2 separate regions of the Mus musculus genome follow, and region 2 is linked to region 1. A link is a loop called in an ENCODE intact Hi-C map of the cell type or tissue named here. Cell type or tissue: gastrocnemius. All regions are shown on one strand. Each heading gives the region's core, and the rest is flanking DNA. Links, peaks and the distances in the headings are about the cores only.

The links. Hi-C counts contacts between places; a loop is a spot of excess contacts. Peaks named below come from ENCODE experiments on the same cell type or tissue, not always from the same donor. Only the 100,000 strongest peaks of a DNase experiment are listed, where the experiment ranks them.
Region 2: it touches region 1 in a loop (2.2-fold over the local background); 9 of 42 quality-filtered maps call a loop at or near these places.

What each region holds. Positions count from the first base shown.
Region 1 is chr10:41,497,580-41,514,095 of GRCm38, reverse strand. Ppil6 (peptidylprolyl isomerase (cyclophilin)-like 6) reads right to left here. Exons shown (of 8, transcript NM_028430.1): 3 at 15,546-15,734; 4 at 12,409-12,471; 5 at 12,165-12,312; 6 at 11,044-11,100; 7 at 6,537-6,672; 8 at 1-5. Among named protein-coding and RNA genes, the nearest start is that of Cd164, 14 kb to the left of the region's middle. In gastrocnemius, for the core only: a CTCF peak has its summit at 8,416 (motif pointing right); a DNase peak (open chromatin) is centred at 8,441; H3K27ac peaks cover 970 bases.
Region 2 is chr10:41,441,931-41,458,446 of GRCm38, reverse strand. Zbtb24 (zinc finger and BTB domain containing 24) reads right to left here and starts at 8,089. Exons shown (of 7, transcript NM_153398.3): 1 at 7,917-8,089; 2 at 6,379-7,358; 3 at 3,252-3,419; 4 at 2,691-2,774; 5 at 1,832-1,915. The coding sequence starts at 7,327. In gastrocnemius, for the core only: no CTCF peak of the experiment used is centred there; DNase peaks (open chromatin) are centred at 8,095 and 8,582; H3K4me3 peaks cover 2,276 bases; H3K27ac peaks cover 1,729 bases.

The sequences.
Region 1 (16,516 bases), core at 5,329-13,328:
GTTGCCTGCATAGGAGGGAATAAAAGTGTGGTCAGTCATGAATTTCCACATTCTGCTTACAATCAATCACAAATGGGGTCCTACCCAACTATAGCTAACCGCACTTGTAGATACTATTTACCTAATAGCTCTAGGTGTGCCACTTTGCCGCACATATGCCCACACCACTATTCAGGCAGTGACTAGTGCTTGGAGCTGCTTGCTGCTGCAGCTTTTCACCTGCTTCCCTGCATTTGCTCTGGCGCCTGCCTCTCCATCTCCTGGCAACCTTCTTCCCCACTGCAGTCAGGAGGGAAGTGTCAGAAACACCAATCTGATGCCACCTCCCTGCTTGAAAGGCTTCAGTATTTCCTCAGGAGCTTAAGATGAAGACCAGACCCTCCTGTGCCCCACCAAGCCTGCCTGTTCTGCCTTCCCCTGCCCTTCAGGAATGTCTTCATCTGCTCCACACAGATTGGCTTCCAGTACTTTAACCATCTGGTACCTTCCAGCCATAGCCGTCCCCTTCCCCCTGCCCAGCCATTTCCTGGCCTACCTTCAGCTCTCATCTCAGTCTTTAGAGTCCTGGGAAAGAGTTTCAGCCATTCAGACTTATACTAGGTTCCCCTCACCATTAGTGCTGCTTATAAGGGTGAAAGAGTTTTTCTTACATTAAAATTTAATACTACTCTCCCTCCCTCCCCCTCCCTCCCCCTCTCCTTGTGTGTGTGTGTGAGAGAGAGAATGAGTGTGTGTGTGTGTGTGTGTGTGAGTGTACAGGTGTGCATGTGTGAGTGTGCAGGTGTGCGTGTGAGTGTGCAGGTGTGTGTGCGTGTGTGTGTGCAGGTGTGCGTGCGTGTGAGTGTGCAGGTGTGTGTGTGTGTGCACATGTGCATATGTGTGTGTGTGTGCGTGTGTGTGCACGTGTGCAGGTAAGAGGACAACTTTGAGGAGGAGGAGGTTCTCTCCTCCCACCATGGGGTCCAGGAATCAAACACAGATCATCATGCTTGTGTTACAAGTGCTTTTTTTACCCACCAAGCCACCTCACTGGCCCGGAAATCATTTATTTATTTATTTATTTATTTATTTATTTATTTATTTATGGTTTTTCGAGACAGGGTTTCTCTGTGTAGCCCTGGCTGTCTTGGAACTCAACTCTGTAGACCAGGCTGGCCTCGAACTCAGAAATCCACCTGCCTCTACCTCCCAAATGCTAGGATTAAAGGCGTGCGCCACCATGCCCAGCTATTTATTTCTTTTTGTTAACTTCTGGTTCTTCCTTGAGGACAGAGGTATACTTTTGCTTAAAGTCTGGCACCTACTAGGCACCTCAACCACCACCCACTGGGAACGGGAATAAGGGCTCAAGCCCATGCTAGTCTGGGCCTCTGCAGATACTTGCTGGCCTTGAGCTAGAACCCTTGAGTGATGCTAGACTTTTAATGTCTTCCACTAGAAGACAGTGGCATGAAAACTGTGGAGATGGCTCACTTGGTGAAGTGCCTACACACAAACATGAGGGCCTAGGCTAGGAGCCCTAATAATGCTTACATACAAGTCAGATATAGCAGACATGTGTATAACCCCAGAGTTGGGTTGGTGATGGAAGAGACAGGCCGACTGATCCCTGCAGTTCTTTGGCCAGCCAGTTGACGCCACACCGGTGAGCTCCAGGGTCTATGAGTGTCTCTAAAAGTAGGTGCATGCATCTAATACAGCTAAGCCTTTCAGGTTCGTGCTGGGATGCTGGAGATGGCCCCCAGGGCCTCATGTATACATGCAAGCACTCAGCCACCTAGGCTGCATCCCCCGTGCCAGGGGGTATTTTTTTATTTATCCCACGCTGTTGAGGTTGTCCTTTTACTTTCTTGATGGTGTCCTTTGATGCACAAGGTTTTAATGTTGTTGCAGTCCCAATTCACCTATTTTTTTTTCTTGCATTGTTCATATCTTTGGTGTCAAATTGCAGAATCAATGCAAAATCCAAGTCGTCCAACTTTCTCTTTATTAACTTTAGATACCTATGTGGGTTTGTGCACATGTGTGTACCCAGGGAATCTTGGAAGCCAGAAGCATCAGATCTCACTGGCCCTAAAGTTAGACCATCTAACTCAGGTCCTCTGCAAGAGCAGTACAGCTAGCTCTTAACTGCTGAGCCATCTTCCCAGCCCCCTGACTAACATTACCTTTTAGTCCATTGATATCACCACACTTAAAGTGAACTTCTCATAGGGATATGTTGGTTCTGCAACTCATTACCTATTAACTGGATGTTTAGATCAATTTAATTAAAAAATTAAAAATATGGTGGAGACAGGAAGCCACATGCACATTCAGACACAAGCAAGTGCATCAACACACGTGCACATAGCTACACAAACATAAACTTGTAACACATATATGCAAAACCAAACAAAAACCCATACAAACAAACCTATCAGAATAAGGCATGGAGACAGGCCTAGACACAGACTAGTGTCTTCTGCCATTGCCTGGGTTGGATCAGTAGCAGACAGGAGTGGGGACAGGTTCTATTATATAAACCCTGACAGATGTGACCAGTGCCAACCATGAGCACACATGTATCCTCTTCATCTGCATCTGGGCTTCATTTTGTCACCCCAATTGGAAGCCCCAACACAGGTTGCTGTTTAAATGCTCCCTCCAAGGGGGGCGGTTTGAGAGGTGACCGGATCATTAGGGATCTGCCCTCATGAACGGCCCGTGGTTTTCACAGGACTGAGTTAGTTATCTCCATGTTATGACAGTCTACAAGCCTTCCCCGGATGCCCAGAACCATGCTCTTAGACTGCCCAGTCTGTGGAGCTGTGACAGCAAGAGGAGATGGGTGAAGACGAACGTCAACACAAGTCCATGTGAGCAGAAGATAAATGCAGATTCACTGTCTAATGAGGGAAGGCAGGAAGCCTTTTTCCAATCAGGTCTCACACAGTCTGAATGTGCCCCTCTACTGGGATGAGGATTGGGGTACAAGATATGCAAGACCAAGTCGCTGCTTTAAGTTGTTCACAATGTGCCAGAGGCTCAAGAAGCCACAATCTGCCACAATCTAGGACCTAATCCTTGAACAGGATTTCATCAGACTGAAGGGAGACAGAAAGGAACAAGATGAGCGAAGCCCAGGGACTGTTCGAGGGTGGTGACATTAGGGACTGACTTCAGCTCAGGTACCAATCAGACTGCTTCTAGATGTACATCCAGCCCTGAGCTGCTTAAACATCTCTTCCCTAGTTTCCCCACACCTGGCTTAGGTACTAATCTTAAATGCAACTTAGCCAGCCTCAACTGATCTCTTGTAAATCCTCCTCTTGTGGCACTCATGGTGGATGATACCATCTCCTTATTATCCAGTTCTGAAACCCTAGGAGTTATTATAGACCTAGCAGTGACAATAGGTGAGTATCAAAATGTATTTAGAACTGGGGATTTAAAAGATGGTTCAGTAGTTACGAGCACTTGCTCTTGCACAGACCCAGAGTTCAGTGCTCTCTCCCACTGGAAGGCTCACAACCACCTCTAAGTCTCCAGCCAGGAATCCAATGCTCTCTTCTGGCATCAGCATGCACAGCATCTCTCTCTCTCAAATAAGTATGTTTTCTTAGTCGCTCTGGTCACATTTCACGTGTTCAGTGGCCATGGGTGTCTGATACCTGCTGCTGAACAGGGCAGTGGAGACTATAAATTGCCATCATTTCAGAAAGTACAACACTGGTCCAGACCCTGCTATGCCCTCACCTTCAACATCTTTAGTCATCAAACTCCATGACTGTAACCTGAATATCATTGGCATTTGCTCCCTCCCTCCCAGCTTGCCTGAACTGCTTGTGCTATAGATAAGAGTTTCATCTGTACCTCTCATGACTTAGACCTTCCTAACTGGACTCGATACACTCTCATTCTCTTCCTGTCTACTCTTGACTTCTACAGAAATCTTCTCAATGAGCCACTCAAGTTGCTCAGAATTTATAAGTCTTCCATAGTTCCTCGTCATCTTTGGAAAAAGTCCACACCCTGAAGCATGCATAGCACCTACAGCCCAATAGACCTTGTTTATCCCATTTCTCCAGTCTATCTCTATTCTCCCTTAGGCTTCACATTCTAGCTAGCCCAGCTGAGCTGTAGGCATGCTTGTTTCTTGTTCTTTAGGGCATTGTAAGCACTCCTTATTCATTCTAAAAATTGATTTGATTCACTGTAATTTCTTCTTCCTCTGTGTGGCTAATGTTCTTCTTCACTTTAGCTCACATAGCTTTTCCTGTCCCTTCCCACCTACAACCCTCTGGGACTGGACCCCAGCATCATTTCCAACTCACTCTTCCCGACACTTCTACCCTGTGTATGCATGGAGATCTTACAAGCTTACAGTTTTAATTCTTTCCCCATGAGGGACCCTGGGCAAGGCCATGCTGTGGGTTGCTGCACTGTCTCCTGGTAGGCAGTCCTAACGTCATCTCACTAGAGGACTTGCCTTGGATAGGCAAGAAACTTCCGTTCTCCAGGCCTTGCTAACCACACGCGGGCTTCCAGAAGCTGAAATGTTAGATCCCAGGGAAGCAGTAGCTTCCCTGGGCAGGAAGGTATATTTCATCCACCTCCAACAAGACTAGTTGCCTAGTTTGTTATTACTTTTCTCCAGCTACCTCTGTGTTCTGTGGGGTCCTGGGGAGATATTCCAACCTGACTGAAACTACTGTTTCCAGAGTTCAGGGGCAAGGTCAGCTGAAACAATAAAAGGGACACACTGCCTCCCTGAGGCCAAGAGTGGCGATGACAGTAAATGGGTTCTTCCCCAAGGACAGTCAAGGAATCTTTCCACAGAAGGATCAGAAGGATTGATGTTGGCTTGTACTCTGGAACTTGGGGATGTAATCTTAACCCACTTCAAGCCTTCCAAATAGAGCAGATGCAGCCCTGCGCTTTCTTTGCTTCTTTGCTTTTGGTGGGGTTCTTTCTGTGGGGTCTAATGTCTCTGAGAGTCAGGCCTGTGTCTTGTCACTCTAACCATCAGTAACAGCAGATGGCAGGTAGCCCATAAGACTCTTACTGAATGAATCACGAATATAGCAAAACTGATGGCTGAGAAAGGGTGTGGGGCATGAGGGTCAGTGAGGAGTGCCGTACTGGCTGTCCGCTGTGCATGCCTGCAGGGGCCGGTGGTAATGGGCACATTGCAGTTTTATGGGGTCCCATTTGTGTCTGGGAAAGGCGGCTGTAATGGGGTAGAGGGGTGAGGGACATCGGCAAGATGAAAGAGGATGTTTAAATGATCCGAGAAGAGTTAAAGTTATTTGCATATAAAATTAATTCAAGCATGCATTTTCAACACATGCCTTTAGGACATGCACTGGGGAGGCAGAGGCAGGAGGATCTGTAAGTGTGAGGCCAACCTGGTCTGCAGAGTGAGTTCCTGGACAGCCAGGGCTACATAATAAGGGTCTCTTGTGAGACCCTGTCCAAAAAAAAAAAAAGCCAAAAAACATACACACACACACACACACACACACACACACACAGAGAGAGAGAGAGAGAGAGAGAGAGAGAGAGAGAGAGAGAGAGAGAGAGAATTCTAAAACCAGAATACTTGATTGGTGTGAGAGAAATGGAAAACAACTCATTATTTTAAGTTCTGAGTCTATGAATGAAAAGTCATCTAATTAAAGCTACCTCTGGAAGCTTTTGGAAGAACATTAATTTCCTACTCTTTCCACAGAAAGCATTAAATTAAAGGCCTATTCAGTTGAAGTGGACAGTGATATGAAAGTCATTCATGAATTGCAGAAATGATCCACAGCACCACGGGAAAGACAGGCTGCTTGCGTCCTCGTGGGCCCAGCAGAGAACAGAACACAGGGGACATGGAAAGTCTATCCATTACCCACGGTGGCCCACAGCCTAATGGGCTTCTTACTAATAGTCCAGTAATTATTATAGATACATGGGTAGGTAGATACATATAGAAAGACAGATAGATGAGTAGACAGATCATTACCAAAGCTGTGTTTAATTCCTGTATTTAAAAATTTGTGTGTGTCTGTGTGTGTGTGTGTGTGTGTGTATATGTGTGTGTGTATGTGTGTGTGTGTATGTGTGTGTGTGTATGTGTGTGTGTGTATGTGTGTGTGTGTATGTGTGTGTGTGTGTGTGTGTGTGTGTGTGTGTGTGTGTGTGTGTATGTGTGTGTGTATGATTCATGTGCGTGGTGTGTATACCATGGTACGTGTGCTGAAATCAGAGGACAATTTTTATGAAGTTGGATCTCCTTCTACCTTTATGTGAGTTCTGGGAATTGAACTCACATATCATCAGAATTGTGCAGCAAGCATCTTTACCCACTGAGCCATCTTGCCAGTCCTAGTTTCTGTATTTTATGGATAACAAGGTGGTTATAACTCTTTATTGCTAAATGTGTCTATTATTTTTGCTTTTAACCCTATCTTTGGCTAATCATAGACTATGTACAATAATCATGCAAATATTTTGGGCAACATTTTATATGTATGACTATAATACAGAAAAACCTGTCATATACATACCCAAAAGCCACATATTTTTTATCCAAGTAGGGAGCTGCCTGTAGTGTGATGTAGAATTGTGACCCATTGGTGTGATGGCCCTTATTGACCATTCCAAGAACTCCCCTCTTATTGTGAGGAATCGAGAAGTTTTCATCTAGGAAAGAATAATCAGCAGGTCACTGAAGAATCTGTATTGTTTACAACAATTACAGTGTGTAAGGAACAAAGAAAGCCTTGGTAACAGGCGCTGTCACGCGCCAAGCTGTAAACATCCCTATTAGTTTAAATTACTTTCAAATATTTAAGTAAACTTTTCTAAAGCTGTAAACTCTTACTAGAACTACTACTTGAACATTTAGCTCATTTGTGCTTACACAGCTTAAAAACTACTGTTCTTGGCATACGCGAAGCTCACAGTAAATGGCAACAGAGTGCCTGGGTTGTTCAGCAGTGCAGCTTCGTTCAGACAACTGATGTGAGCAGCATGAGCCTTTCTGAAATCCATCACGGGTCTGGCCCGCCTGCAGCTCTTACACAGAGCTCTGTCACAGCCCTTAAATACAGTGGAGTCACCAGTCTCTACAGTTTACACGGTGCTTCCTGTCCTCTGTGAGCAGGACCCCCGTCCCATTACTGTCTCAGGCGTGCTCCTCCATATTTATGATAAAGAAAGCAGTCTGTGCTTATTGCCTCTCATACTCAAGGCCACTTTCACCTCCAGCCTCCTGTGGGTTGGCTTTTGAGGGATGGATGGCTTGGGGTGTATACGTGCAGATGTGTAAAGTTACCCGGGAAAAGAACAGAGCTGCCGAGGAGGCTACCATTTTTAGAAGTCTCGTCCCCAGATTTGTTACTGTGATAATTAACCTCATTGCCAAATTGACAGGATTTTCAATCACCTTGAAAATGCAGCTCGGGGAGTGTCCAGGAGACGTTTCCAGAAAGGTTTAACTGAACAGGGAGTAGTCACTCTCAAGGCGACAGCACTGGCGGGCTGAGCATCAAATTTACCTCTCTGCTACTGCCACGCCTTCCCTGCCATGCTGGACCACACCTCCCAGCTGTGAGCCAAACAAGCCCTGCCTCCCCTCCCCTAAATGCTTTGGTCAGATAGCTCGGCACAGAAACATGGCTAACAGCCTCCAAGTTCAGATGTACTAAATCAAGTGGGGCACGACAAAGTCGTTATCCACTGACTACAAGGTTCTGACTTGGTGATTTAGCTCAGCGGTCAGGTACCTAACCTGGAATGTAGAAGGTGGTGGGTTCAATGCTAGCTTAGTTAGTTAACACATAGCTACCTAGATAGCTGGGCCTCAAACTAAGGAAGAAAGATTACAATTCCAAGGCCTGCCTGACTCACAGAACTCTTCACAGACCCACCTCTACAAACAGTAGTTTTCAAGGCAAAGCCTATAGTTATTATAGTAGTTATGTAGTTACATAAAACTGTATGCAGAGGCCAGAGGTTGAGGCAAGTGAGAACCCTCACTATATATACTGAGGTAGGTAACTCAGTGAACCCAGAGCTCACTGATTGGGTAAGCCTAGCTGTCCAGCTTGCCCTGACAATCCCTTGTCTCTGCCTTCTTAGTGCTAAATCAGAGAAAGGCTGCCAAGACAGTCCAGCTTTTATGAGGGTTGCTAGGGATCTGAGATCTGGTCCTTGAGTGCCTTACTCATCCAGCCGTCTCTTGTGCTTTAATATGCCACTGATGAAACTTAAGGACAAGGGATGGAGAGATGGCTCAGCGGTAAAGAACACCGACTGCTCTTCCAGAGGTCCTGAATTCAATTCCCAGCAACCACATGGTGGCTCACAACCATCTGTAAAGGGATCTGATGCCCTTTTCTGGTCTGATTTTGTGTGTATGTCTGATATCCACAAAGGCCACAAGAGGGCATTAGATCCCCTGAGCTGGAGCTCCAGGCACTTGTGCTGGGATGCAATCCAAGGCTGTCTGTAAGAGCAGCCCGTGCTTGTAGCACCAAACCATCTCTCCACCCCTGATACTTTCTGTAAAAGGATGTAAAATAGTCTCTCTCTCTCTCTCTCTCTCTCTCTCTCTCTCTCTCTGTGTGTGTGTGTGTGAGAGAGAGAGAGAGAGAGAGAGAGAGAGAGAGAGAGTATGCTTTCTGTAAAGGATTTAAAATATGTGTGTCTGTATATGTGTGCATATGTGCCACACAAGGCATGTAAAGGTCAGAGGACAACATTTTGGAACTGGCCTCTCCTTCTAGCATGGGTTCTAGGGGCTGAACACAGCTAGCCTGGGCTGCACAGTGAGCACTATTACTGCTATGCCATCTCACCAGCCCCAGTAAGGAGATTTCTTTGGACTACATCACACTGTAATGGAACTGACTATAGCTGAATGCAGGGGCTTGCCCCACCCCTTGGTAGTGCAGCCTTTCAATAGATCAACAGAGGCACAGAATTTCTGCTGTCTTTGTCTTTGTGATGTTCAGAGGGGCCAATGCAACAAAGGCCCACACCTATGTCTCTCCGTGGTCAGAAGGAGCTGCTATTCTACTGTAGTATTTCTTTCTCACTTATTAACTATGGTGAGGTGGGGAGGGAGAGGGAGGGAGGGAAAGGGGGGAGAGGGGGGAGGGGGGAGAGGGGGGAGGGGGGAGAGGGGGGAGGGGGGAGAGGGGGGGAAAGGGGGGAGGGGAGGGGGGAGAGGGGGAGGGGGAGGGAGGAGGGGAGAGGTAGAGGTACCTGAACCTGTGTACAAGCTTACAGAGGACTATGGAGGTTTGACTGAGTATTGTCCCTATGGACTGGTATATTTAGATGCTTAATCATCAGTTCATAGATTATTTGAAAGATTAGGCCATGTGGCCTTGTAGGAGTAGGTGTGTTGCTGGGAGTGGGCTTTGAGGTTTTGATAGCCCATGCCAGGCCCAGTGCCTCTCTCTGGGCCTGCTACCTGCTCCCCAATGTGATGATAATGGACTAACCCTCTGAAACTGTAAGAAAGCTCCCAAGTCAATGCTTTCTTCAGTAAGTGTTGCTTTGGTCACGGTGTCTCTTCACAGCAACAGAGCAGTGACTAAGACAGGGACAGAAGAAGGCACTGGGTGTCTTGTTCTACCACTCTTCAGTTGTTTCTTTAAGCCAGGGTCTCTTATTGAACCTGGAACTAAGCTGGCCATCATAAGCCCCAGTACCCCCCACCTGGGACACATGTGATACAGGCACATACGACCATGCCCAGCTTTTTCTATGGTGCTAGAATCCAAATTCAGGTCTTCACGCTTGGGCGGCAGGTGCTCTTGCCCACTGAACCATTTCTCCAGCCTCTGGAATACTTTATAAAGAGATTCTCTCTTTCATTTAGTATCTGTCTGTCTATCCATTTAAGTATCTATCTAAATATGTATCTATCTTAATGTTATTTTTGAGATAGATCTCACTATGTAGCGCTGGCCATCCTGGAACTTACTATGTAGAACAAGCTGACCACAGAGATCTGCCTACTTCTGCCTCCTAAGTTTGGGAATTAAATATGTGAGGCCATATCTAGCTTAGATACTTCTCTTTATCTATAGACTGATATATTTCACACAGAGGACAAATAGATGTTTACCTCAGTTTTCAAGATAATTTTTTAGAAAATATTTATTTTTATTTAAATACATGTATATGTGCATGTGTGTGAGAGTATCCATGCAGTCTAGAAGAGGGCACTGGATCCCTTAGAGCTGGAGTTATAGGTGGCCGAGAGCTACCTGATACGGATGCTGGGAAACAAATTCAGAGCCTTGCTAAAAGCACTATGCACTCTTAAACACAGAGCCATCTCTCTAGCCCCAAGATAATGAACTCTTTTTCTATCATTCCTCCAAAGGGAACCAGTTAGATTATTTTATAATTCAGTATCATTCTGAAGTCGTGGGTTTAAAATATATGTTGGCCTCCAACCAATTGCAATTGCTATTTTTTCTGGAGGTCAAATTCCCATATCTTTGATGAGTGATAGCCTCTTCAAATTGGCTTTGTTGGCATTTTGCCACCATTCTAGTAATCCTTAATACCATTCCTACCACCTGGTACAATAAGAGGAAACTATTCAGTACACTGGGATTTGTCCTAAAGAAACAGGCCAGTGAATGTATAGACAAAGCCTCTGTGGGCTGGACCAAGAGACAGTTGAGACAGTCTCATGTAGCCCAAGTTAGCTTCAAATTCTACATATCTGAGGATGACCTTGGACTCCTGATCATCCTGTCTCTACCTCAACAGTGCTGGGATTACAAGCAGGATCCACCATACGCAGTTGACGTGGCCTAGAGATTAATCCCATGGTTCATGCATGCTAGGCAAGCAGACATACTACCAACTCAACTACATCTCCAGTGCCAGTAAGACAAAGCTACACTTTAAAAACATCTCCAGTTTGAAGGGTAGCACTGTTTTAAACTCTCGTCTCTACTAGATATTATCACCAGTTGTCTTATTTGAATTCTTTTAAGTGTGAATAATCAGTTACCATGACTGACAAACTTGAAAGCTACCTACCTTCAAACGTTGGTCCATAAATAGACTCTCCGTCGTCTCCGCGCCCCTGTACTATATCTAAGAAATGACAACAGCCAGATCAGAGTGCAGTGGCGACAAAGAGCAGGTGCCTTAGGTTTGATTCTGCTTACATCTTACATCTAGAGTAAGGCGCCCAATTGAAAACACTCGATGATCACTTCATGTTAGCCTGCAATCATTTCCATGTTTATCGATTCAGTACGTTATAATGGAAAACCTTTGAGAAATATTAAATTATCATATGGTCACAACGTAAAGAAAATGCTCACACAGATCGACTTACTTCTTTGGGTTTCACTTTGCTTTTCCGAGGACTGCTAAGATTAAACTGAGCAAACAAAATGGGGAAAGTTCTTTCAAGACGGGGTTTCTCAGTGTAACAATGCTGCCTGTTTTGGAACTTCCTTTGTAGATCAGGATGGCCTTCAGGTCACAGAAATCTGCCTCCTCAGTGCTGGGATTAAAGGCATGCACCCCATGCCCAGCAAATATCGATTTTATATGTGTGCTTTGCTATGTATTATGTTCATTCTAGAGCTGGAGTTATGGTCAGCTGTGAGCTGCTATCTCAATGCTAGGAATTGAATCCAGGTCCTCTGCAAGAACAAGTGCTCTTCACCACAGAGCCATCTATTCAATTTCCTTTGAACATGAATAAAACTAGATTCTCTAGGTGCTGGGACGGTAGCTCACATGGTAAAGTGTTTTCTGAAGACCTGAGTTTCATCCTCACCATCCACAGAAAAAGGAAGCAGGTTGGCATATGCTGGAGATCTCGTGGATCCTGGAGCTGACTGTCCAGTCACCCTGGCTTAACTGGCAAGCACCAATCACAGTAAGACACCCCATCTCAACAGACATCTCCTGAGGAATGGTACCTAAGGTTGACCTCTGGCCTCTGCACATGTGCATACAAACCTGCAGGCACCCTACCCACCCTCACACACAAGTAGATCCAGCCAGGTTTGTTAGTGCACACCTTTAATACCAGCATTCAGGAGGTAGAGGCAACTTGGAGGCCAGGCCTAAGTCTTTATGAACTCTCTAAAGGTAAATGCGTGAAAGTCTGGGAACTTATTTAGTTTTAGTTTTCAGCTCACCTCCTCCTTGTATCCAACCATTCTGAACTACTCGATGAAAAATCGAATCTTTGTAATGAAGCTTTGTGCCTCTCTCAGAAAATCCTGACGTTCCTGTGCACAAGACCTGAAAATTTGTACATGTTCTGGGACATGCATCACAATACAGCTATAAAATAAAGATGAAAGGTTTCAAAGATTACTCCATACTCATCAATTACAGACGCCTTAAACTTATTTGAAAAAGATAGCAAAATTCTCTTACCTCAAAAATCAGTCTTCCAATTGGAGAAAGATCAATACAAATGTCCAAGTACACAAAATCATGCTATTAAAATTAGGGAGAAAAAATAATGCAGGTCAACGTTGTGTAAGAAAGTTTTAGAAATGTTAAAAAAAAAAATAAGGCATTCTTTTCAGTGATAAGATTTTAACCACAATACAGCAAATACAAGCTAAGCCATAATACCAGTAGAAAACTCAACAGTAAAATTAATGACTTAAAAGAATTTTAAATTTTATTTTACCAAGTCTTTATAACCCACATTACATAGTAGTTAAAAATCCTCTCAGTAGTGAACAGTATTAACTTACCATGGCCTAGCAGGTCACAAAGTCCAGAGCTCAGAGTGGAAAAGAACAGGGGACAGTCCTCCTGGGGAAAGGAACAAACTAGGGATTCTTTTGTACTCTTCTGAGTAGGTTTGGGAAAAGATCCAAGTGAGTGTCATGGAGTTGGTTACTGTGTGTCCTGGATTTTCAGAGACTGTGGAGACCAGCGAGAGCCAAGCCACACCCATTCCGACTGGGAAATTAAGGCCACTGTGGCTTTGGCAGCCTAGGCAGGAACAAGAAGGGGATATGCTTTCTGGTTCTCTTCATTCACCCTCTCCTGAGCTACAGTCCTCTCGTGTCACATGATGCAGCACTTCCCGCAGACACAACTGTTTCTGAGGCCTTGCCTAGCCCTGTAAGAGGGCATCCAAAATTGGTCATGAAGGTTCCTGTCTGTAATCCCAACATTTGTGAAGCTGAGGCAGGACGAGTGCTGTGAATCCAAAGACAAACTGGGCTATATTGTGAGTTTCAGGCTAGCCTGAGCTACGGAGTAACCCACTGTTTCAAAAACAAAACAAAATAAAAAGACACCCAAAACGAATACCTTAGTCTTTATCCCCCTTTTCTCTTAGGGTCAGCCATACGTTTACTGGAGTGTATTTCAGACTTGGCCATCACTGTCGTATAACAGAAAGTTAACTTAGTTAATGCAGTGCATAATTTGTCTTCTTCCTCACGAATCTGGGAATCAGCCGGGCAGTGGTGGCGCACGCCTTGAATCCCAGCACTCGGGAGGCAGAGGCAGGTGGGTTTCTGAGTTCAAGGCCAGCCTGGTCTACAGAGTGAGTGCCAGGACAGCGGACAGCCAGGGCGATAAACTCTGTCTCAAAAAACCAAAAACCAAACCAAACCAAACCAAACCAAAACAAAAACCTCTGGTTTAGAATGGACAGTAAACCATAGGCTGGTCTGTTTTCTTTAGCATCTGCTGCTGGGTTTCCGAATCTATGTAACATCTAATCATCCTTCCTATCTGGGCAACGACCCAGTGTTATTTTATAAGCACTGCTAGAATGTTCAAGGGCCTAGTTCTCCCTCTTCTCACCCTGTGAGAGGCAGGCAGGTTAGAGACCTATGGCCTAGACTTGCCAGACAAGTGCTCTGAAGTCCTGGGGTTCAGGACGTATTGTAAAGATCCAACTCTCCATGTTGAGGGTGGCAGCCTGAACCCACGACTCGTGCCTGATGAACTTGGGGTGGCATCCTGGCTACACGTTCCTCTGGCATGGATGGCGCTGGCCATTTCCCTGGTGTTTGACCTCCCTTGTTTCCTAACTGGTCTCTAAAGCCATTTCCCCAGCTTCCCTGTGAACGGTGAGTGTCAGCAGCACTGCAATAGCCATCCGGCTTCTTGAGGCAGTCACAGTAGCGTCACACCGCTAACACCCAGACTTGTGGCTCAGGCTCTCATTCTCTCCTTATTGCTACTGACACTCCTGGGAACACTGTGTATCTCCGGACTCCTGTCTCTCTGAATGCACTGTTTATTCAACCCAACACTAGGTACCAATATGTTTCATTCCTGTTCAAGGCAGTAGTTAAACAAGGGTCCATGAGACAAAGTCTTTGCCTCTGCCAACTCAGGTCCTAGCAGTGGGTCATTCTGTGGGCACAGGCCAGCATGAGCAGAGGTTACTACATCAAAGGTCTTTTTCCTTTTTCTTTTTTCTTTTTAAATCTTTGTCCTGGATAAGTTTTTGTCAGTGTAACACAAACCTATACATCTTCCTGGGAAGATGGAGCCTCACATGAGGAAATGCCTTGATCATATTGGCCTGTGTGCATATCTGTGGGGTGTTTTCTTAATTGCTAATCACTGGAGGAAACCCGGCTCAACGTGAGCAATGCCATCCTGGACTGTACAGAAAGGTAGCTGAGCGAGCTAGGGGGAGCAAGCTAGTGAGCAGCATCCCTCCACAATGCTGGCCAGCATCAGTTCCTGCCTCTTGGTTGCTGCCTCAAGCTCCTGCCCTGCCTTCACTTGAAGATGGACCATAGACCAAAATCCCTTCCTTCCCAAGTTGTTGTTGGGTCATGGCATTTACTACAGAAAGCAGACTGGGACACCATCCTTCCCTGCTCTGTCTGTCTGTCTGTCTGTCTCTGATGAAACTCATGCTTCCTATCAATCTTTGCCGCTACAGCTGTTGCCAATTCTTTCCTGCTTTAAACTGCCCTCATCCTGTAGTTCAGCTAAACTCCTCAGGTGCTGGTTGTTAATCTTAGTTCCCACTTTTCATACTTCAGATGTCATCTCAATGCAGTAGCTCTCACGTAGCTGTTAGAAAATACTAATTAAAATATTTCAGGGCCAGAGCTGGAGAGATGACTCAGAGATGAAACAAACTGGCTGCTCTTCCAGGGGACACAAGTTCAGTTTTCAGGACCCACATCAAGGGCCTCACAAAAGCCTTTCATTTCAGCCCTCTTCTAGCCTCTGAGGGTGCCTGCACACATGTGGCTCAGCAGGTAAATCTTTTACTTACCATACAGGCCTGATGACCTGAGTTCAACCCCCCAGAACCTACATATCACTGAAGCATAGCGTGGTACACATGCCTTGATATAAAGATTCTTGATAATATTTAATAATAGTAATCACTAGAATATTTAATAATTATATAATAACAAAGATTCAGCCAAACCCTGAACCCATAATCCTTTGCAACTGCCTTAATAAGGTCCCTGGGGATTACACCTTAATCCCTTGTCCCATGTATCTACTTTGTGAATATATCAACGATTGATGACGAACCAATACTATTAGAAATCTGTGTAACTTGCCTTGGTGTCTTTTAAGAACTTCGTGGCATAGTCCAGAGTCAGCGCCTCATACAGAGCGGAGGGCCGGACATCGATCACATCCCACACCTTCTGGGCCCACTTCTTCAGATCAAATGCGTTACCCAGGAGTTGATCATTAACAAAACACATCACATAGGAGGAATAGACCCAGGTTTCACCCTTCAGTTCCTACAGGGAAAGGGGAAATAATGACAGAAGGAAACAACTGCTAAACCCACACACCAGAGCTTGACAAGAATTCTACAGCCCGACTGGCCAACTCCAGAATCTCATCTCTTAAAATATGTTTTTAAAAACCATCTTTTAGAATTCTGCTGTCAAAAAAAAAATCCTTACCATTTTTGAGACTCTTAACATAATGAAGAAAAGAGAATAACTTAAAAAGCAATCTTTAAACTATTGTAATCAGAGACCGATAGAATCTGGTAGTAGTAGTAGTAGTAGTAATAATAATAATAATAATAATAATATGTACATAGAATGTCTGTTGCATTAATTTCTGAATTAAATGCACTCTTTGTCTCCATTTATGAGGTGCATTTTACTGTGTGCATTTGTGGAAGAGGGTCTGAGAAAGACATGGTTTTCCATGCAAAGAACTGAGTGTGTGTGTGTGTATGTGTGTGTGTGTGTGTGTGTGTTTGCGTGTGCTTGCGCACATTCAAGTAAGTAAGGCAGACTGGTAGGGGTATGTGGAAAGGATAGAACTTCAATGTTCAGAACTAAAGTCAAGACTCAGGAAACAGACAATGCTGAGGAACTTTGGAATCAAATTCTTAGTACTTCCCGTTAAGAAATTGTAGCGTGAAAGGAATTGTTAAAAATCAAGCAGGTTTAGTTAAAGTTAATAAAACAGCAGTTCTCATTTATTGCACGAGCGTTGACAAAACCTATTTTACTGAAATGTCAATGAGGCTTCATGACCGCACAGGTTCACCAGCCAGTGGCAT
Region 2 (16,516 bases), core at 4,322-12,321, 55 kb after region 1:
AGTGCATAAGTACTGAATGGTTGCATTAAATGTCACAGACCCTATTGATAACATCTAAGGAAGAGAAGGAGCCATGAGATAGCCTGGCAGGTAAAGACACCAACCACCCAGACTGAAGGCCTAAGTTCGATATCCAAGACCGCATGGTGGAGGAAATCAACTTTCATACACTGTCCTCTGACTCCTACATGTATGCTGTGGCACATGTGTGAATACAGATGGGTGTACAAACCCATCTGTAATGACAGACAACATTACTGTAAAAATTAAGAATGCACAAAGCTAACTTTTATAAAATTCACCCCTTATAAGATAATTCCCTATTGCTTAGGTGATACACTTTGGAGAGATTGCTCAGTGATTAAAAGTACTGATTACTCTTCCAAAGGACCCAAGTTCAATTCCTAAGACCCACATGGCAGCTAGCAACTTTTGGTCTCTGTGAGTACTAGCTGCACATGGAGCAGACATGCACGCAGGCAACCTCTACATAAAATAAATAAATCTCAAAAAAGCTTTAAAGAAAAACTCATTGGAATCAGAAATGTAACAGATTTTTTTCTCCAGATTTTAGAAAAACACATACACTCTCTCTCTCTCACATACACATACACACACACACACACACACACACACACACACACACACACACACACATTTTAGGGAGGGGATCAAGTTTATACAGAAAATTCATCATGTTTCACATAAACTTCCTGGATAATTTTAGACAGTACTTTTAGTGTGCATAAATTCTGACTGTGATCTATTCCATGAAGACAGGCGTGGCACGTTCTACTGTGGTGTCACACTGACTCAAAAAGTGACTTGGAACATTTTGGGATTTTGGGTGTTTCTAGTCCCAGACACTTGAATAACAATTAATCTGAACTAGCTTTTCTTAGGGAATTACTAACCTGCATTTAAAAATCAAAGTCCAAAGAGTCTAAAAGTAAACTACTTTTTGTTTGTTTGTTTGTTTGTTTGAGACAAAGTTTCTCTGTGTAGCCCTGGCTGTCCTGGAACTCACTTTGTAAACCAGGCTGGCTTTGAACTTAGAGATCTGCTTGCTTCTGCCTCACAAGTGCTCAGATTGAAGCATATACTAGCTGGGCAGTGGTGGCACATGCCTTTAACCCCAGCACTTGGGAGGCAGAGGCAGGCGGATTTCTGAGTTTGAGTCCAGCCTGGTCTACAGAGTGAGTTCCAGGACAGCCAGGGCTATACTGAGAAATCCTGTCTCGAAAAACTAAAAACCAAACAAACAAAAAAGCTTATACTACCACTGTCTGGCTTAAACTGCTTTAATATACATTATTAGTTGACAACTTGACAGAATTATTAAATAATCCAGCTTAATAGAAGCTGTTCCTTGGAAAAATCTTACAGGCTTATTTTTTAACACATATCCCTTTCAAAATGTACAAGACAGGCAGGTGACTTCTGTGAATTTAAAATGCGCACTGCCTTCTGCTCACCCTGCCTAGGTGGGAGGCGCTGACTTAATGCATGGGGTGTAAGTGTTGGTTCCAGGGGACAGAGCAGAGAATTCTATACCTTTGTGTCTGCTGTATGTCTCCTTTTCTAAACAATTCTTGTTGTCACCTTCAGTACTCAAGTGGCTGATAATGAGGCACAGAACCAGACTGGCAGACACCGTGCGGTGAAATGAACCAATGTTCACCTATGAACAGCCCTCATCAGGTGATCTCCATTTTCACAAGCCTTTCCCTTTGACTTTCATAAAGCAAGCTTGCAGCCCACGGGCAGTAAGCACAGCAGCCCTGGAGAGCAAGTGCATGGCATGGTGGAGGCTGAGAGTGGCGCCCTGTACCTGTGTGTGTCCGCAGGTGCTTCTTCAGCTGGGACACGTCCATAAACTTTCGGTGGCAGTGGCTGCATTCTGGTAGTGAGTGGCCTTGCCGCAAGGATAAAAAAAGTGTCAGTGCATGCATGCTCTCCCTGCGTCTCTCCAGTGGTTTGTGATAAAGCACTCGCTGAAAGATAACCACTTTACATGCGGCACTCTATCACCTGCTGTGTCACAGCGCAGCCTTCCCCGAGAGCTTCCCCTCACCCTTCTGAAGACCCTCTCTCCAGACACCCGTAGGACTGCTCACCTGCACGTGAAAGGTTTCTCCCCCACTCCCTTCCATTCTTATTAGCTAGCAGGAAGGAGAACAGGAAGGACATTTAGTAGATCAGAAGCCATGGGTAACGCATGTCCTTCCAGGTGACACTAACAACAGCCAATCAACCGAAGCCTCTTGGGCAAGCAGCACTTTTGGATATAGCAGTTCTGTGGTTGTTTTATATTTGGTTCCAAAATTATAGTACAAACATTAAATTGAATCTTATGTAGTGCAGAGTAACGTGACACCCTTTGACCTTTTTTTGGATACAGTCTCAGGCGTCCCAGGCAGGTCTGGACCTTGAGGATGATTTTGAACTTCTAATCCATTTGCTTTTACCTATCAAGTGCCAGGATAACAGATGTGTGTCCCATGCCTAGTTGTATGTGGCACTAGGGACTGAACCCATGGCTTCACTCATCCCTACTAAATGAGCTGCCTCCTTAGCCCGACTGTTTGTTCAAACTCGTTCACTCTGTATGATGAACGTACTGGTTCACAAACACTTTGTATCTGCACTTGCCCTGGCAATGGAATTTTCTCACCTTATTGGTATCGTACCTGTATGGACACGATAATGGCTCTTTAGCTGTCTTTTCTGGCTGAAATATTTTCCACACTGATCACAGGTAAAAGACTTCTGTCCTGCCAAATGGAAAATAAAATTTCAACCATGCCAATAAACTGAAGAGAACTGGGATACTAATAAGGTAAATACCACAATGCCCAGGTTCCCGCTTTCTAGGAGTGATAGATCTGTCTACACACCCAAAAGGTGGCTTGTCAGAATGTGCAGAACGATGCCAGACAGACAGACAACAGGGAGCAGTGGAGACTGGGCTAGGGTTGGAGGTTTCAATGGTCCCAGAGGACTATAAAGAGAATTCTAAACTCTAGCATTTAAGCAAAACATTTACATGCACACTGCATGGCAAGAGCCAGTAATACGGTCTAGCTGAAGGCTGCTGCTGCTCAGAACAGCATATTAGATGCATTTTCCTGTCTTTCAGTGACACCATGTGGTAAATGACACCAAGCTGAGAATACACTATTTAAATGCAAGAAATGCCCACTGCTGGAATGGGAACCTGGTATCCTTCTAATGTAAGCCCCGTTCGCTACCTGAGTGCAGGCTCATGTGCTCCAGCAGGGAGTGCTTGGTGGTCAGCGCCTTGCCGCACACGGTGCAGGTGTATGGCCGCTCCCCCGTGTGCATCCTGGTATGGACCTGCAAGGAGTGCTTCTGAGCAAAGCCCTTCCCACACTCATTACATTTGAAGGGTCGTTCCCCTGCAATCAAACCCAGGAAGCATGACGTGAGCAAGGACCTGTGCATTTTTTTCTCTTCTTCCCAAACTAAAAATATACAATACTGAATCATTTATGTTAAATAAATATTTAGGGCAAACATTCCAAGTCCAGCAGATAGGTGAGCTATCAGCAATAAAAGTCTAGAAAGTGGAATAGATGAAATCAAAGCTGGCAGGCGACAGCTATGAGATGCAACCTAACCTGTAAGACTCGGCCTCTAAAGGTTTCAGAATGGTCCCACTCGTGGAGCGGGTAAAGGACAAGGGACTTAAAGGGAAGGCTGACACCTGCCTATACTCATTTTTCCATTCCACACACCAAGAAGACAAATGTCTCCCCACCAACCACCAAAGGAAGATGGAGACTGTTCTCTGAAGAGAGTAAAAGGGTCTCTGGATTAGGGGTTACCTGGCAGTTGAGTGGCACCCGCCAGGAAGGAAAGTCGGAATCTCTTTGGGGATAAGGAGAACCCTCTTCCTTAGGCCTGGCAGCCAGGCCTAGCATCTCTAGCTAGGAGAGTAGAGGGTATTTCCTGGAAGGAGCCACAGATGCCCGAGGCAGGCATCAGTCACGAGGAAGTCCCTGTCAGTGCCAACACTGCTTCACAGGATGCCTTCATACACAGAGACACCAAGAGCTTCCAGCGCCCTCATCTTGCACACGATTAAGTAAGTGTTATTAGAAAAAAAAAAAAAAAAAACCCACTGCATTTGGGGCTGGAGAGATGGCTCTGCTCTTAGAGAACCCTCGTTGTGCTCCCAGCACCAAGAGGGTGATCCCCAGCCATCTGTAACTCCAGTTCTAGGCCATTTGATACTCCCTTCTGACCTCTCTGGGGACCAGGCATACAGATGGTGTACACACATACATATATACATACATGCAGGCAAACACACATACACATACAATAAAGAAGTCGTTACAGCCAAGGGAAGCCTCTAATGGCGAAGACAGACACCTGGACAGCTAAGGAAAAACAGCTCTGTGTAGAAAACATCAGGGATAAGGGGCAAAGTGGCAGATGTCTGAAATTCCAGCATTTGGGAGGCTCAGACAGGAAGATCATGAGTTCATGGTCAGACTGCCACATAATGAGGTCATGTCTCAAACAGAAACAAAAATTAGATTGGGGTTGGGATTTAGTTCAGGTGTTAAGCACTGTCCAAGGAAGTATAAGGCCCTGGAATGGGGGTTATAGAAAAACTTCAGTTCTTTTTTTTAAAAAAGGTAGAAATAGCAAACCCAGAGGCCGAAAAATACAGTGAAAAGAAAGCAATGACGAACTGCAGGTGAACGTGAGGAAGCTACAAGTCAGGTCGGGAAACTGGGGCAGCAGCAGTTCTGGGCAGGAAGACCAGCGACACAGCAGCAAAACAGTGTGAAGTAGCTGAACGCAGTCTTCTGGAGTGACAGCGTTCTGATGTACCTGATAGATACCAAATGGACCTGAGACTTCCAAAAGGAAGGAAACACGCATTCTAAGGCTGACTGCAAACGTTGAGAATCCAAGAGGGATAGACTGAAGAGTCTAAAGATGTTTCCCTTAATTAAGTTTTATTAAACAATATAATGTTTTAAGTTAGGTACAACTTGGGTAAAAATAGCTAAAATGCAATCTACTATTAGACTCCATTAGTTACAGAATCCCATTAAGAAATAAAATAGAGCTGGGCGGTGGTGGCGCACGCCTTTAATCCCAGCACTTGGGAGGCAGAGGCAGAAGCAGGTAGATTTCTGAGTTCGAGGCCAGCCTGGTCTACAAAGTGAGTTCCAGGACAGCCAGGGCTATACAGAGAAACCCTGTCTCAAAAAAAACAAAAAAATAAATAAAATAGAATCCACTACAGCTCTACATGTATTTGAGATTTTGTTCTGTTCAAAGTCCCATAATTCAGGTTTTCAACATACGTAATCTCTGGGGAGCTTTCTTTTCTCACTCATGTATCCCAGGCCTGCCTTGCATCCAAGGATGACCTTGAATTTCGTCATCTTGCCCAGTGGTGTGGGGAGGGAAGCCAGGGCTTTGTACATACTGTAAGCACTCCATCAACTGGCCTACATCCCTGAGAAACTTCAAACATGGATGATCCAGACAAGTAAATCAGAAGCCTGGGTGTGGGACGCAGGAAGCTGTAGCTCTCCCTGAGGTTCTAATGTGCAAGTTGAGTCACATGACAGCAAGAGAACAGATAAAAGTTAAAACACTAGCACTTAGATTTAAGCTTGTGACAATTAGAACCCGAGCTGACCTGAAACAGGGTGAACTGGACAGCTCAATAAAGAGCTCAAGGGTTTCCGGGAGAGATGCACTATCCAATATGGTAGCCATCAGACCTATGTGGTTATTAAAACTTATGTTAACTGGAACAAAATTGAAACTCAGTTTCTCGATCTAGCTAGCTATAATTCAAGTGATAAAGTGTCTACGTGAGGCTGGGGATGCAGCTCAGCTGTAACTGCTCGGGTGGCATGCGCATGCTCTCTGGGTTCCAGGCCTGCTACTGTAAGAGGGAAACAAGGTCTGTATGTTGTTAGTGACTACCATATCTGTCACATGAAGAGGACAAAAGGTACTTCAATCACAAGGGCCAATGCCAAGTCAGAGACACCCAGAAGATATTTACAAGATGGCTAAACTATAAAGATGTCCACAGAACAGAGCAAGAGAATGCTTCCGCAAAGATGAGGAACAGTCATGAGTCAAAAGGCAAGAACTGCTTAGTGAATCAGGCTTGAAGGGTCATGGGTGAGCCTGCACAGAGGGAGACCATCTCCTCATCTGCACACTGGAGATAGTACCTACTGTGAGGTGACAACGAGACCTAAACACAACACGAAGGCTTTATTGCCATGTCTACCATGTAGAAACAACACAACCGTCCCAACCACAATTCCAAACTCCCCAACCAATCGCACCACGTCTGGAAATCGAAGTTACCCGTGTGGCGTCTCTGGTGGATTGCTAAGAAGTGACTATATTTAAAGACTCTGTCGCAGTCTTTACACCGGGCCTCGGGACCGCTGGAGCGCTTTTTTCTTCCACATAGCCTCTTGGCAGTACTCTGGTCATCTTCATCTCCAAGAAGCTTGTAGTCTTTGAGCTTGACAGACCTGCGGATTCTCCGCCTGCTGCACCTACTCTGGCTCTCCTGTCCATCCCCAGCCTTGGGGTCAAAGTTCTCGTCCTTTTCAGCAGGCACCTCCTCCACGCTTCCTGGCTCACCAGCAGGCTCTGATTCCTTGTCTTCTGGAGTCTGCTCACTCAGCTTGACACTGTCTTCTTCTTTAAACACAAAGTTTTGTCTATTCTGAACTGAATTGTTCACTCTCAGCTGCAGCTCTCCCTCTGCAGCCAGTTCTGATCTCCCTTCCTGCAAACCATTGGCTTTTCTTGGTCTTCCCCGTTTCCGTTTCAGAGGATCGTTCTTCTTATTGGAAATAACCACCACTGGCGTCCCAGTGCAGTTCAAAGCTGGTGGCTTTGGGGCGCTATGGTTATCCTGGAAGTCTGCGTATGCCTTTACCAGGTCATAGACTTTTAAGAACTGAGCAGTAGCCAGGATCTGCTCTGTCGTTTTCTCACTGGCATGTAGATAACCTGTATAGATAAATTCCAGCAGGATGCCAAAGGTGTCTGCAACCATGCCTTCCAGCATGTAGATAGACTGGCCAATCTCGCCCTCTTCCGCAAACATCATTGAGAAATACTCGCTACTGGCGGCCAGCAAGGCTTTATGGGCTCGGAAATGCACATTCTCCACGATTAAAGTAATATCACAAAGAAAGCCCTTCTTCCTTTGATCCTCCAGACTGGCCAGCACAGTGTCACTGTGAGTGTCTGAGTGTACCATAAGCTGCCCACAAGGCTCCGGGGTTGTGTCTGCCATTTTCTCCAGAAGACTCTGAAGAGGCTTAAATCTGAAATAAAAAATCAATGTTTATTTAGGAAGAAGTATTGCCTAACTAGACTGTTCGTGTTCCAGCTGTCACAACCCAGTTTTTTTTTTTTTTTTTTTTTTTTTTTTACATTATCACCTTCTACACTCTACTTGGAAAGCCAAGCCTTGGGTTCCTCCCCTTGTTGCGGCTACCCTGCTGGATGCCTCTCCAGTACCCACATAACCTCTTACGGTGGGGAATTTCCTCTGGAAATTAGAGAACGGGTTCAAAAGTCTGTACGGCCCTCCGGTCCGTTAACTTTGTAATTAAACTTTCAAAGTGTGGCGGCACAAAGTTGGAGTTGGGGGTGTGCTGCCTCGATGCTACACACGGAATAGCTGTTTCGACTATAGGAACATATATGAGAAATATGGGAACGAACCCACGCAAGGGAGATCTACGGTGAAATAACGCGCGGATTCAGAGGCCCCGCTCTGAGCAGCGGCGCCCGGAGCTCCGTCCCAGGCCTGGGGCCTGAGTCCCGCGGACGTTCCGCGGCCCAAGGCCCCGGGCCGAACCAACCGGCCGCGGACCTACCTGTCAGGGCCGCCCCGCAGGGACTTGCTACGGTCAGCCCACCCGGCTGCCCAGAGGGCACTAACCGGGCCTGTCGCCGGTCCCCGCCCCCGCCACCACTACGCTGTAGCTCCGGACTCCCGGCGTCTGTCAACCCGGAAGCGCGCACAAGGGCCGTAGCATCACGTGACCCCGGAGCCCCGCCCCGAGGGCGGGCTTTGCTGTGGAATCCGGAAAGGGAGGGTCTGGTGCGGAAACCTGCCAATCTGCGGAAATTTACCTCCAGTTACCCCGCTGAGTTTCCTTTAGACCTCAGTAGACACCACATCCGCTGATTAGATGCTGAGCATAAAGACGGCGGTGGCTTCAATCAGCAGATATTTACCTCCTGAATGAATCCTCTTCCTCGCTTTCCTTCCCAAGTTACTCATCCTCAGCTCTGTGTTTATCCATAAAATGGAGGTGTTAACCTACCTGGTACGGTTAGAATGAGCTTAGTAAGTGCTTGGCTTGGCTAAAAAGACCGAAACGACCGCTGTTTTTATTTAGATTTATGGCACTTCTGAGAGACTATTGAGGGTTTCAGTTGTCTCAGGACAGTGTCGCTCCCTCTGAGACCTATGGGTATGGGAGAGTTCTCTAAATAAAAACCTGGGTAGGATCTGCTGTGGCTCTGTGTTCCGGACCAATGCTCCTAAGTCCCGCTCAGATTCGTTCCGGACCTACTCCAACTGTGCCAGCAGCTTCCGCTCAGCGTTTATGCATCGCGTGTACCTAATTATCTCTACTTTGTCCACTTCCAGATTATAAATTTGCCATCTATATTGCCCACAATTTGGAAACTAAAGATGGAATTACCAGCCGGACTCTTTCTTTCTTACTAGTTTTTATTAAAAGTGTAAGACCCCCAAAGCTGGGCCTCCGCTCAAGTCCCGGGATGAGCTGGCCAGCACCCCAGTGTCCCGAGAGAAAACCACACCTGATGCAAACTGCAAGAGGTTTTATTATCAGCTAGCTGAGGACGAAGTGTCTCCCTAAGTGTCTCCGCATTAGAGATCAGGGAAAACAAGCTTGGGGAACGTCTAGGGGCTTTACCTTCCAGGGAGAAACGCTCTAAGTTGGGGTCTCACAAAAGCAGCTCATACCACACAGGTATGAGCTCTGTGGTTTCCCCCTTATCTTTACAGAGTTATCTAGTGCACTCTATCCAGAGCTCCCTCGAAATCGGTCAGATATGTGGGCGTCCGAGTGGGATGCCAGGAGAGCTTTGCTTGACTTCTGCACTCCAGAAGGAACAAGGGTGGTTGTGGGATTGGGGATTTTGTTCAGTGATAGAGCACTGGGTTCTGGATTCTGCCCTCAGCACCGAGAGGAAAATAATAATAATAATGATAATGATAATAATGATAAAAAGACAGAAAGAACAAGGGTCAGTCTTTCAACTTTGCTTTCACATAGGTTTTTGTTTGGTTTTCTGCTGAAAGAATTGCAGTAAAAACAATGCAATAAAAACTCCACAGAGCCAAAACTAGATCAAATTTATCGAATAAGCTGCTATTTAAAGGAGAAACTGGTTATCGGTAAGAGTGTCACTCGGAGCTGGTCACCAGGAACCACTCTGAGGAAGACTGTCAGAAAAGGCTGGTTGGACAAGGCTGAGGTGGCCAAACCAAATGTGAGATGCTCACAGCTAGATGTAGGTTAATATTAGGTGAAGATGTAGGTTAATAAAATGAAAGCCAACAAGATTTAAAATGCTCAAAATATTTATTACTTTGAAATTTGAAGAATTTAAAATGTCAGCTCATAGCAAAAATCTAGAGTGTTGAAGATATTGATGATAATATTATTAGAGCATAGATTATACCCTTTTATGAGTAAGATTGCTAATAGAGGAAATAGTGAAATAAATGGGTTATCCAGAATTTTTCCTCCTTCTTTTCCATATCTAATTTCCATTATTCTACCCCTTCCCACCTGAAAGAGACAGAGACAGAGAGAGAGAGAGAGAGAGAGAGAGAGAGAGAGAGAGAGAAATCAACAGAGCCTCCTGTCTCCTGGCCTCTGGATGGATTGGGTCTGTGGAGAACTTGACCCAGGAGAAAGGAGAAGGCTTATCATTAGCTGGCAGATGACAGTTAGTGGAAGTCTTCTGTGGCAGTGAAGGTAACAGAACCTCTGTGAGATCTAGGATGGTTTGCTGATATCTGCTGAAGAAGCTGTAGTCCAAAGCCCATCATGACTTCTGGGACTTGAGAGGAACAAAAGGATAATCGTGCTGTTGGACAGTACCAGCACAGCTTTATAGCCACACCTTCTCTTCCTCCTCCCCACTTTCTCTTTGTCCTCCTCCTCCTCCTCCTCCTCCTCATCTTCCTCCTCGCTAGTCTGATAGTACTCCTACTCCTATTTCCCAGCCCTATCCTCTGCACTACACCCAAGTGGTATATATTGGCTTTGAAAAAAAAAAGATCTAATTCAGACAGGAAGAGTGCCTGAGAATACAGACAGTGTACACCTGCTTCTATACTGAGGGCTCTCAGCACACCATAACACAGGTTTGATGTGTTTGGAATGTCTTTTATCCTGGTTAAGAACTTTCAATTTTGGGTTGGAGAGGTGGTTCAGTGGTTAAGAGCACTGACTGCTCTTCCTAAATTAGGCCCTGAGTTCAAATCCCAGCAACCACATGGTGGCTCACAACCATCTGTAATGGGATCTGATGCCCTCTTCTGCTGTGTCTGAAGACAGCTATTTATTTATTTATATAAATAAATAAATCTTTTTTAAAAAAAGAACTTTCAATTTTGATTATTTTCCCCCAATTTCACATGTCTTGATTCTGATAGGTCATTTAATTTGGATGTTACCCCCTTGGAGAGAATTGTTTTCTGAACCACCCCCAAATTAACTGGAGATGTATCTTTCTCTACCCAGTTCTTCATTTATAAAAGCAGAAAACCAACCCAAACCAGAAACATCATCCCCAGCTATATATTTGATATTCTGTTTGAATTTCTTTCCTTTCATCTCCAGGATATGAAATTTTAATACACTTAACTGAATTCAATATATTTTCAAGTGAATTGAGAAGGAAGTAAAAAGTATATCATAAAATTTAAAGTGTTCAACACTATAGTGTATTCCTTTGAGTTTTGAAGTGCTTGGTCACGTTTGCTCACAACCATCCGTAACTGCAGGTTCAGGGAAGTCAGTGTTTCTTTCTGACCTCAGAAGCACCAGGCATGCGTGTGGTGCAGTCAAAATGCTCATACATAGAAAAGAAGTAAATCTAACAAAATTAAAAGTGCACTGTGAGCCGGGCGTGGTGGTGCACACCTTTAATCCCAGCACTCGGGAGGCAGAGGCAGGTGGATTTCTGAGTTCAAGGCCAGCCTGGTCTACAGAGTAAGTTCCAGGACAGCCAGGGATATACAGAGAAATCCTGTAAAACAAAACAAAACAACAACAACAACAAAAAACAAAAACAAAAGTGCACTGTGGCCGGACAGTGGTGACACATGCCTTTAATCCGAGCACTTGGGAGGCAGAGGCAGGCGGATCTCTGAGTTCGAGGCCAGCCTGGTCTACAGAGTGAGCTCCAGGACAGCCAGGGCTACACAGAGAAATCCTGTCTCGAAAAAAAAACCCAAACAAACAAATAAATAAAAAAATGCAATGTGTAGGAATTTGATCCAATAGTGCATAATAATTCAGTAATAGACTGTCTGACACACTGTTCACAGTCATGTGTACGGTGGGTGACCTGTCTGTACCTCTCCCATATAAACCTCTGCATGTCTGTGTAGCTGCATTTGCATGTGTGTGAGGGACCTGCACTGGCCAGAGCTATAAACCATCCTGGGAAATTCGATTTCCCAGTACTTGAGTCCCCTGCACTCTGTTAAGAGATGCATTTACTCAGAGGATGTGATCTTGTGGGAAGAGATAAAATAAAGGGAACCATGTGGGTTCGGGTCCTAGCTCAGCTCAGTGACATCTTCCTGAGAGAGAGGACAGTTGTCTACACCTGTGCTGGATTCAGCATCTTCACAATAGTGGCAGCTGAGACACTAAAACTCACAGGGCAGCGTCTTTGAGGTCATCTCAGAGAGACGCTTCAGAAACCCCTTCCCCTTTTCTATCCCCAAAGAGGAATCAGAGAGTCTTAACAGCTCTGTGATTGGTCTTGCTGCTTCTTGAACTCCAGACAGAACACTGTAAAGTTGTTTAGTGGTTGCTCTATATAGCCTGAAAGACACTCTTCCAACCCTAAGGCAAATTCCCCGCCCTCCATCAGTGCATATAATTTATTGCAGTTATCACATAGCTTTTAAAAATCTTTGATTTTACACACTAACAGTTCAAAATTAAACAGCATTTTAAGTTATTCCCACTGAGAAAGATAAAACATGATTGCCAAAGCTTGATGTCAGTCTAAGATCTAGGACAAAGGAAGACTGTGAAACTAAAACAAGGAAAAAGCAATCGATCACTCACAATCCTCCCGTAAGCCACATTTCTTAAGCTTTCATACAAACTCCATACTCCAGACCCCTTCATTAGATCCTTTGTCCCACTGTAGTCTCCTCTGTGTGTACAGCATCTTGATAAGTGTGTGGACCACTACCCTAGTATTTAGCACTTCTTTCTTTGAGATCCAAACTTGTGTGTCCTTCCTCCAGCCTTGAGCAGGCTAAATAGACCTTAAGTGTTTGCCACATTTGGTCTTCTGTGGTCCTAGGTGACATCTTCTGCACTGCCACAACAGTAATTTCCTACAGGAGCAGACTGCCTGCTGAGCTTGCTTTGCAACATAATTCTGCTGAAACAAAGGATGGGTCTGTGGGCTCTCCCAATATAAATACGGTGCTAAATATTAAACTTTGAGCCTTGATCAGAAACCTTTGTCTTGGCTTCATCTGAAAGACCCCCGACGTGGGTAGTCAATCAATCTGAGGAGACCCTCTCAAGGACCAGCGAGACCACGATTCGGATGCAAACAGCAAGAGGCTTTATTGGGAACACGGGTACCCGGGCGACGCAGTCTATCGGAGGACTGGCGCGCCGAGTGTGGAGTTTTTACCCTTTTTATAGGGCTGGGGCTGGGGAGCAAAAAGCGCGGTTACAGAAGCGAGAAGCGAGCTGGTTGGTTAGTTCGAATAAGGCTTGGGGTATTTCTCGGTCATTTGGGGAAACTGAGGTGGGACTTTTTAGTTCTAAACAATGTCTATTTTCAAGAAATGGGTATGGGAGGGGTACGAGGAGAGGGTCTAATGAAGGTTCAACAATGGGCACACACCTGGTCAGAACATTGGCAGACACACAGGTTCAAGGAGTGGCCAGAGCTCTGTGCACCTCTATTTTTCTAAATCAGTGAAGCTAGTTCTGCTAACACTGACGTCTGAGAGCCATCTGTTCTTGGCCCTGAGCCGGGGCCCAGGTGCTTGACCACCGATATTTGGCCCCTGTCCCGGTATTATTCAGCCTTAATCTTTAACTGTTAATCTTTAACTGAACTTTCTTGTAACTTTTGAGAACTTAGCTCTGGTACTTTTTCATGCCTTGCAAAATGGCGTTACTGCAGCTAGCTTGCTAAGCCTGATGGTGGGGTCTTTCATTCCCCCCTCTTTCTGGAAACTGAATAAAATCTTTTATTCACGTGATTCCACTTCTTCTGGATCTATTGATTTGAGTTGGTGATACTGTTGGGTCAAAACCAGGGCCTGCACTACCGAAATTCTGTCTTTTACAAACTGGACCAAGCGGTTGAGAATACAGGGTCCGAAGAGTAGGATTAATAAAAGTATTATCAAGGGGCCCATAATGGTGGATATTAAGGTCGTGAACCATGGGGACCTGTTAAACAGTCCCTCAAACCACCCTTGTCCTGATTCGAACAATTTTTGTCTCTGGTTCAACCTTTCTCTTAGCTTTGCCATGCTATCTCTTACTACGCCAGTGTGGTCCGCGTAGAAACAGCATTCTTCTTTTAGGGCAGCACATAATCCTCCTTCTTTTAGGAACAGTAGATCTAATCCCCTCCGGTTCTGTAGGACCACCTCAGACAACGAGGTCAGAGACTTTTCTAGGGCACTGACTGACTTTTCTAAAGCCCCAAGGTCTGTATGTATGGCTGCCTGGAGCTGCTCGAATTGTTTGGTGGCCACTAGGGCTGTAGTCCCGGTTCCTACTCCTGCAGCTATGCCGCCCATAGTAAGTCCTCCCAACAGCAGGGCCAGAGTTAATGACACCGGCTCTCTTTTATATTTGGTTTTTCTCTCAAACTGGCCATAAACATAACCAGGGGAGTGGTAGGTCACCTTTGGCCAGAGCTCAACCAGGACACAGTAATCGGTGGTGAGGTCGAGCACAGTGGTAGATAGGCAGGGAGTGAGCCCGGTGTTGCAAGCCCAAATGGTCCCGGCGGGAGCAGCCAGATAGTAGGACCCGTCGCTCGTCTTCTGGGTGGTATTACACAGGGCCTGATGGGTTTTGGGAACTGCTCCTACGCAGAGTCCCTGTCCGGTCACTTCGGACAGGGTCAGCTTGTGTTGGGAGGCCACGGAGCAGTTAGCTGGGGCAGAGGTATGGTTGGAATAAGTACCTAGGACGGCAACCCCTTCGTAGTAGGGGGGTCCCGCTACCAGACACAACCAGCACTCTTGGGTTTTGTCAGGACTGGTGAGGTTGAGAGCTTGGTAGGCTCCATCTACCAGGTTTAGCAGCCTGTCTCCCGTCCCAGGTTGTTGAGAAGGTGGGGCAGTCTCAGGGACTGTAGAGGCTGCGCCTGGAGGAGGAGGCTGAGGAGGCCTGGGGAGCATGATCTGCACGGGTCGGGAGGGGGGTAACTGGTCAGTGATCACGGGATTAGGCCCAATGGGGACGCGGGGCCCTATATTGAGGACCTGGCGGGTCAAAGAGAACCGGGTCACCGGGTCGGTCCCTGTGGATCGGTACAGTCTTAGTCCCCATACTTTGGGGCCATCCCAGCTGGCCTTTTTGCCCGCGTCAGTGAATTCCAGGACTAGGGGATTGCATCGACCCCCCGGTGTGGCGCCCTTGATGTCACTGGAGACCGCTGAGGAATCATAACAGGGGCCCTGATTCTGAGGGGTGTTTCTTCGCTTAAGGGAAATTAGGTCCCATGATGATGATGGCTTCCAGTATGCCTGTCCAGTGGTCTCACAGCCCCATTTGCCACAGTAGCCCTCTCTCGGCCCTCCACACCCTGTTGGTACAGTATGCCCGGGGCAAACATAGAAGTCAAATGTTCTTGCCCTTTTTCTTCCCCCGGGAGTGCGACACCCGAGTCCAGTCTCATCCCAGTCGTCCCCTATTAAATCGCACAAGTCAAAGTACAGTTTAGGAAAGGCATCGGTCATTGTCCCCAGGAGGGAGGTAGCATTAGCTGTTTGTCCTGTCATTAAGTTGGTAACTCTCCAAGTAACATTGAAGACCTGATGAGGGCTGTCATGTTGTACTGATACTCCTGCCCTTATTAAGATTCCCAGGACTATTAGGGGGCCCCACGGGTTAATCTTATCTTTAAGGGGTTTTGAGAACGCTGGACCTTCCATGTCGGTCCTGATGCTGTTCCGGCCGGAGGGGTTGTCGCCGCTTTTACGTGAGCGGCGTGGATCCACGCAGCGATGCCGTCTACTTTGAGAGCGGTGGGGGTGGTCAGCAGGACGGTGTAGGGTCCTTTCCAGCGAGGTTCCAAGTTCTTAGTCTGGTGCCGGCGTACCCACACGGTGTCGCCGACACGGAAGGGGTGTGGTATCACTGGCTGGTCCAGCTGGTCCTGATAGGCAGCGGCCAGTGGCTTCCAGACCTCTCGTTGTACTGCTTGGAGGGCCTGTAAGTGAGCTTGGAGAGAGGGGCTATTAGTAAACTTTGACATTTCAGGATCATGGAAATTAACAAGGGGCGGGGGCGCCCCATACAGGATTTCATACGGAGTGAGTCCATGGGGGCCCGGAGTGTTGCGGGCTCGGTAGAGGGCTAAGGGAAGTAGGAGTACCCAGTCTCTAGTGCCAGTTGCAAGCGTTAATTTGGTCAAAGTCTCCTTGATTGTCCTATTCATTCTTTCTACCTGACCTGAACTCTGGGGTCTGTAAGCACAATGTAGTTTCCAATCAATCCCCAGTAGCTTGGCCACCGACTGACTTACCTGGGAGACGAAGGCAGGCCCATTATCAGTCCCCAACACTTGGGGCATTCCAAACCTTGGAAATATTTCTTCCAGAAGTTTCTTGGTCACTATTTTGGCAGTTTCATGTTTGGTTGGGAAGGCTTCAACCCAGCCAGAGAACGTGTCCACGAATACCAGGAGATACTTGTACCCATACAGTCCGGGCTTCACTTCAGTAAAGTCAATTTCCCAATGGGTGCCTGGTCGATGTCCTCTTACTCGTGTTCCGGCCCTGATCTTAGTCTTACTGGCATTTACTTGGACACAGGCTTGGCATGATTCCGCCACCTCGTGGAGGATCTTATCTTTATTTAGCATGTAATAGGGGCTTTCTTTCCTGTCTAGAAGTGCCCTCATCTTCTGATAGCTAAGGTGGGTGAGCTGGTGAAGGAAGTCTAATAATTCAAAGGTGAACTGGTCAGGCATC